Regions from separate parts of the Homo sapiens genome. Here region 2 is linked to region 1. A link is a contact called in ENCODE Hi-C or POLR2A ChIA-PET data. All regions are on one chromosome and are shown on one strand. The core of a region is the stretch at or near the end of the contact, and the rest is flanking DNA. Distances in the headings are between cores, read along the strand shown.

Region 1 (2,736 bases), core at 116-2,615:
TCTGGGGTGATGGAGAGGCACAGAGTCCCCTAAACCTGTTCAGCTAGCCCCTGCTAAGAGCAAACCCTCCCTACACACAAAAAAACTCCAAAACCAACAGGTCCTGGCTCTTCCTCAGTCCTCACAGGCTGGGGAGTCCCTGGCCACCTATATCCTGTTTCCAGCACCACTGAGGAGCAGGTGTCTGGGATCAGAAGTAGAATCTGGGTGTCTGTGTGGAACCAGGAAACAGAGGCCATTGTCCCTTCTTCACACACCGCCTCAGTCCCAGTGCCCACCTGCAGCCTGGCCTGCGCCCACACCAGAGGAGGCTGCCCCCCAGCTCTACAGTCCTTGAGAATTTTTTTACATCTCTGGGACGTAAAGATGCCCAGAGAGGCTGGTTTTGGTGTTCCCATTTTGCAGATGAGAAACCGCAGACGCCCCACTGGGCTGCGGTGGAGGTCTTGTGTCCCACTCCATAGCCTCAGACTCCTGCCCATCCCAGACACCTGCCCCTAGTGGTGTCTGGAAGCAGGATGTGGGTGGCTAGGGACTCCCCAGCCTGTGGGGACTGAGAAGGAACCAGGACCCGGATATGGGTCCCTCACTGTTGTTCCTGGCAGGAGCCAAAGGAAGGAACCTAGCCACTAAGCCAGCAAATATGACCACATGCCACCTCCCACCCTCACTGCCCACACCCCCACCCTACCCCACCTCCACCCAGGGACCCAGGTGCTCATCTGCCTGCTCCCCAGCTGTCTCCCTCAGGGACCCCACCCTTCCAGGACCAAACTCTCCAGAAGGCTTCCAGGGAATGGCCACCAGCTGTCCTCACTCCCTTCTTGGAACCCAGGCATCCAGAATCACTGTCCCTCCTTCCCAGGCCTTCACAGTTTCCCATTTCATCTGGCCATGAGGATGGCAGCCTCCTCCAGGAAGTTGGCATCATCTGCCTGGCACGTGGCCCAGGGTGTGGCCCAGAAACTCCACTATATAGCCCTGCCACAGGGCTGGCCCTGCAGCTCCAGGGACCTGCAGGTGAGAAGGGCTGGGGTCCCCTTTGGAAGTGGGACAGCAGGTCCCCTACTCTTGCCCCTGACTGTAGGCCTCCTCATCCTACCCCTAGACCCACAAGACAGCCAACTCTCCACCCCGTCCCTGGCTTCTGCCCTCCCCAACCCACCTCCAGACCCGCTGGACAGCCAGCCTCCCCTATACACACACACTGGTCCTTGGATCCATACCCCCTGGCCCAATCTGCCCGACTTCTTTCCCCACCTCAGCCTTCATGGTCCCAGGTGGCCCTTGTCATGAGAGTGGGCCCTTCTGCCCAGGACAGTCTCCAGCAGAGGCGGTGGATCAGCCTTCTATGATCCTTTCTCTTTTCCTACTGCAGCCATGGGTGCCCTATGGAGCTGGTGGATACTCTGGGCTGGAGCAACCCTCCTGTGGGGTAAGTCAGACCAAGACCCTCTCCATGTCCTTGTTCCAATCTGGGGAACTCTGCGTGGGTCCACGCCTTCCATGTGTGCCTCCTCCACATGTCACCCCAGGCTAGCTGAGACAGGAGAGAGGCCCTTAGGCTCTGCAGGGGGATGTGGTAGAATTCACCAATTCTCACCCTTTTCTGGATGGGAGCACAGGCAAAAACCTTAGTCCCCAAACTCAAGTGTGCAAGAACTTTCTTGGTTTTCTGCAACTCAACTAAGGTTTTGACTCTGAGCCTCATTCTGCTAAGTTGATGGAAAATTTCACGAAAGTCATTCTTGGAGGGTGTTGTCCCCACTTCTCCCAGGGATGTGTCCAGAACTAAAATTTTGGATAAAGCCAAAGTACTGGGGGGAGGATGGGATATGAGGACCCTCTCGTCACCAGTCAGCATCCATCTAGGTTACTTTTGAAATGTCCATTGTTCCTGATCCCCTGGCCCCCTGGGATATCCTTCAAAGCCCCCTTTATATGGAAGGTGGTCATTCCATAGCCCCCACACTCTCTTCAAGATTCCTTAGACCTCTCTCTCCTCAGCCCCAGGGACGCTCTTCCTAGTTGGGGGTGGTCAGAAGCCCCCACTGCCATCTATTTCTAGGAGACAATTCATTCACCCTTCCATAATCCCCTTCTTCTCTTTATCCCCTTTTCACAAACCCCCAAGTCCCATTATTATTATTATTATTATTATTATTATTATTATTATTTGAGATGGAGTTTCACTCTTGTTGCCTAGACTGGAGTGCAATGGTGTGATCTCAGCTAATTGCAACCTCCACCTCCTGGGTTCAAGCGATTCTCCTGCCTCAGCCTCCCTAGTAGCTGGGATTACAGGCGCCCCATGCCACCATGTCCGGCTAATTTTGCATTTTTAGTAGAGATGGAATTTCACCACGTTGGTCAGTCTGCTCATGAACTCCCGACCTCAAGTGATCCACCCGCGTTGGCTTCCCAAAGTGCTGGGATTACAGGCAAGAGCCACCGCGCCTGGCCCCCACAAGTCCTATTAAGACAAAAACCAGCTGGGTACAGTTGGTCACGTCTGTAATCCCAGCACTTCGGGAGGCTGATGCAGGAGGATCACTTGAGCCCAGGAGTTCAAGACCAGCTTGGGCAACAAAGTGAGACCCTGCCTCTAGAAAAAAATTAAAAAATGAGCCAGGCACACAGTGCGTGCCTGTGGTCCCAGCTATACCAGAAGCTGAGACAGGAGGATCCCTTGAGCCCAGGAGGTTGAGGCTGCAGTGTGTTGTGTTTAAGCCACTG
Region 2 (2,736 bases), core at 1-2,500, 1.8 Mb before region 1:
TGAGTTCCTATTACATATCCTATAATTTGACGGTTGCCATCCACTCTTTCACCTTTGTACCAGCTGTAGCCAAAAAGATGCTGGGGCAGATTGTGGACAAGTAGAAGCACCTCCTTCCCCTCTGCGACATTGAACGGCGTGGATTCAATAGTGAGCTTGGCAGTGGTGGGCGGGTTCCAGAAGGTTAGAAGTGAGGCTAGGAGAGAGCAGAGAGCATCGGTCAATATTGGGACCTATGCATTAGGGTGGAAAAATGGGGTCCTGGGTCCTGAGCAGGTCTCTTCATCCCCCAGCCCTGGAGTGAGTGAGTGTGTGTGTGTGTGTGTGTGTGTGTGTGTCCTACTAGGTCAAGGTCAGCAGTGTGTCTCCTATTTCCTTAGCACCTCTGACCTTGGCATTTCCCTGTGTGGAATCTGCTTTTCCAGGGGTCTTCACGGCTCCCTCCCCATTGCCTTCAGGTCCTGCTCACATCAGGGCATTCTTGGGAGATCCCTTCCCTGACACCTCCTCTAGAGACCCTGGGTCTTCCTTTTCTGACCTTTCCCTGCTCTATTCCCTCCAGGGCTCTTGTCAACACCTGACCTCACATTCTAGATCTCTTTGTATGTCTGTCTTCCTCCCCATGAGAGCATGAGCTTCATGAGGGCAGGGATTTGTGTGATCTTGGTTGCACCCCAGTGCCTGGGACAGGCTGCAGATTCCTGTGGATGAGTTCATGAGGGTTCCCAGGGCCCTCCACAGCCTGGGGCTTATTTTCCAATGTCCGCGGTAGGCGGATGAGGACAGTGTTTCATGCCCTGGTTATGTTTTTATTTAAAGTGTCATCTGATGCAGTTATTATGATTTTTAAAAACGTAGTGGCCAGTGACAATTAACTAGGAAAATAGAACTCTTGAGGTTTTCCTGCCCCTTTCCAATTCCAGTTCAATTTGATTTTTCTGGTGTGACTCCTGTCCCTCTCTGATGTCCTCTTCCCTATTCAGGCTCCAACAGGAGCCCTCTGTCCGTCTCACAGCCCTGTCCTACCCAGGAGACCCCAGCTCCCTCCTCCCACCCTCTCCCAGGTTGTCCTCCCTTCACCTGTGAGCAGGAGCCTCTGCCAGGGGATGCACCATCTGTGGGGAGGGGCCGAGGGAGACTCCATGGTCTCTGCTGTCTGCTCTGTCCTCCTCTGTGGAGAAGAGCTTGAGTTCCAGGAACGTTTTGTCAAGGCTGCTGTGACTGTCTGGTCTGCTGTCCTTCCTCCCTCTGCCCTGAGTCTCTTCCTAGGGCAGGAGTACTTCTCAGCATCACGTGGGTCATGGGTGTGGTCTTTATTCAGGTGTCCTCTGTCCCCTCCCCTCTCATTTCTGCCTCTTTTGTCCCTCCTCTTTTTTCCCTTCTATTTTCAGTTCCTCAGACAAATCTTTTCGGCAAGGTGGATGGACCCCCATCCCCTGGGAGGACAACCTGTCTTCCCCAGTGCTGACCTCTGCTGTGTTCTGTCCTTGGGTCTGTCACACCAGGGGGATTATTTTCCTTTGTGACAGAGAAACCCAGCAGGGTCCCGGGTCTCCCCATGCTCTCCAGGGCTCTGGGAAGGTGGGATGATGCCCAACAGGAAGGTGACAGAGGTGGCTCTGGGGGCTAGAAAAAGGCTCACTGGGTGGTGGCTGGGGAGGGACCAGCCCTCTGTCTCCAGTACCACCAACCCCGCCACTGACCCAGGGATGGAGACCCAGGCCCAGAGGTCTCAGGAGTCCCCAGATCCTGCATGTGGAGGGGGAGGTGTCTTGTGTGTCCTGGAAAGAGAGGACTGTGGTGGAGGGAGGTGGGTGACTCTGGGCTCTGCTGTCCTTGGGGAAGGCTCCAGGGGGACCCTCCCTCTCCGTGTCTGTTGGCTGAGCTGCGGCTCAGGGCCTGTCCATGTTCTCCCTGACAGTCCTGGGTGGTCTCTGTCCTCTGCGAGGCTGACTGTCCTGTGATCACCCCACCTTCCCCATGGTGGTACCAGGAGGGAGTCTGGAGTTGCACAGGGACCCCTGGCAGAACAGGGTCCTCATAGGACCCAGAAAGGAACAGAGCAGGTATGTGGGAGAGATCAGAAGGGTCTGTTGGAGCAAGGGATGGAAACCAGGCTCCACCTCCACTTCCTTAGCAAAGCCAGGTTCCTGTCCAGGGGAATCCGTTTCCTGAGTGATGTCTGTGTGCAATGTCACCCCCTGGAGGGCAAGAGGAGACCTCCGGCCTTGTCTGGAACTGCCCTAGGGATGCTGACCAGGGTCGACGTGGTGTGAGCTGACCCTGAACTCTGGATTAGGCTGCAGGGTCAGGCCGGAGGATCTATTCCCTGCAGGCCTCTGTCCTCCCTTCTGAAGCTCTGGGGGTTGAGGCCTCATTCCTGGGGCAGCCGCGGGCACTTGCTGGCCTCCTCCCATGCTGGTGCCAGTGCCCCTGTGTCCACATGGAACAGACTCTGACTGCTGGGGGCCACACGGAGGTGATATGCTTCTTTTTAGAGATCTCCCACACATTTAACCAGTATTTATGGAGCATCTGTTCCGTGTCAGGCACTGGGCTGGGCCCTGGGATTCCACAGAGAGCAGGACAGACGTGGTCCCTGTCACAGAGTTTTCCTGTAACCGGGAGACAGGCGCTCAGTGAACTTCATGGGACTGAGGAGTTAATGGTAATGACAGGGCTGTGAGGTGACAGCATAGGGGGCGTCGGAGCCTGTGAGAGACTGAGCTGTCCTGG

The links. A loop is a pair of places that touch in the nucleus more often than their neighbours do. ChIA-PET counts read pairs that join two places held with the same protein, here RNA polymerase II (POLR2A).
Region 2: a map of vagina shows a loop between it and region 1 (17-fold over the local background). The contact joins the promoter of CEACAM5 here to the promoter of FCGBP in region 1. A Hi-C loop is called at or near these places in 1 of 168 maps with a recorded cell type or tissue (vagina). POLR2A ChIA-PET finds 5 or more read pairs at or near these places in 1 of 52 experiments (endothelial cell of umbilical vein).

The regions. Positions count from the first base shown.
Region 1 is chr19:39,933,263-39,935,998 of GRCh38, reverse strand. FCGBP (Fc gamma binding protein) reads left to right here and starts at 1,365. Exons shown (of 36, transcript NM_003890.3): 1 at 1,365-1,435. The coding sequence starts at 1,381.
Region 2 is chr19:41,707,140-41,709,875 of GRCh38, reverse strand. CEACAM5 (CEA cell adhesion molecule 5) reads right to left here and starts at 1,250. Exons shown (of 10, transcript NM_004363.6): 1 at 1,081-1,250; 2 at 1-196. The coding sequence starts at 1,144.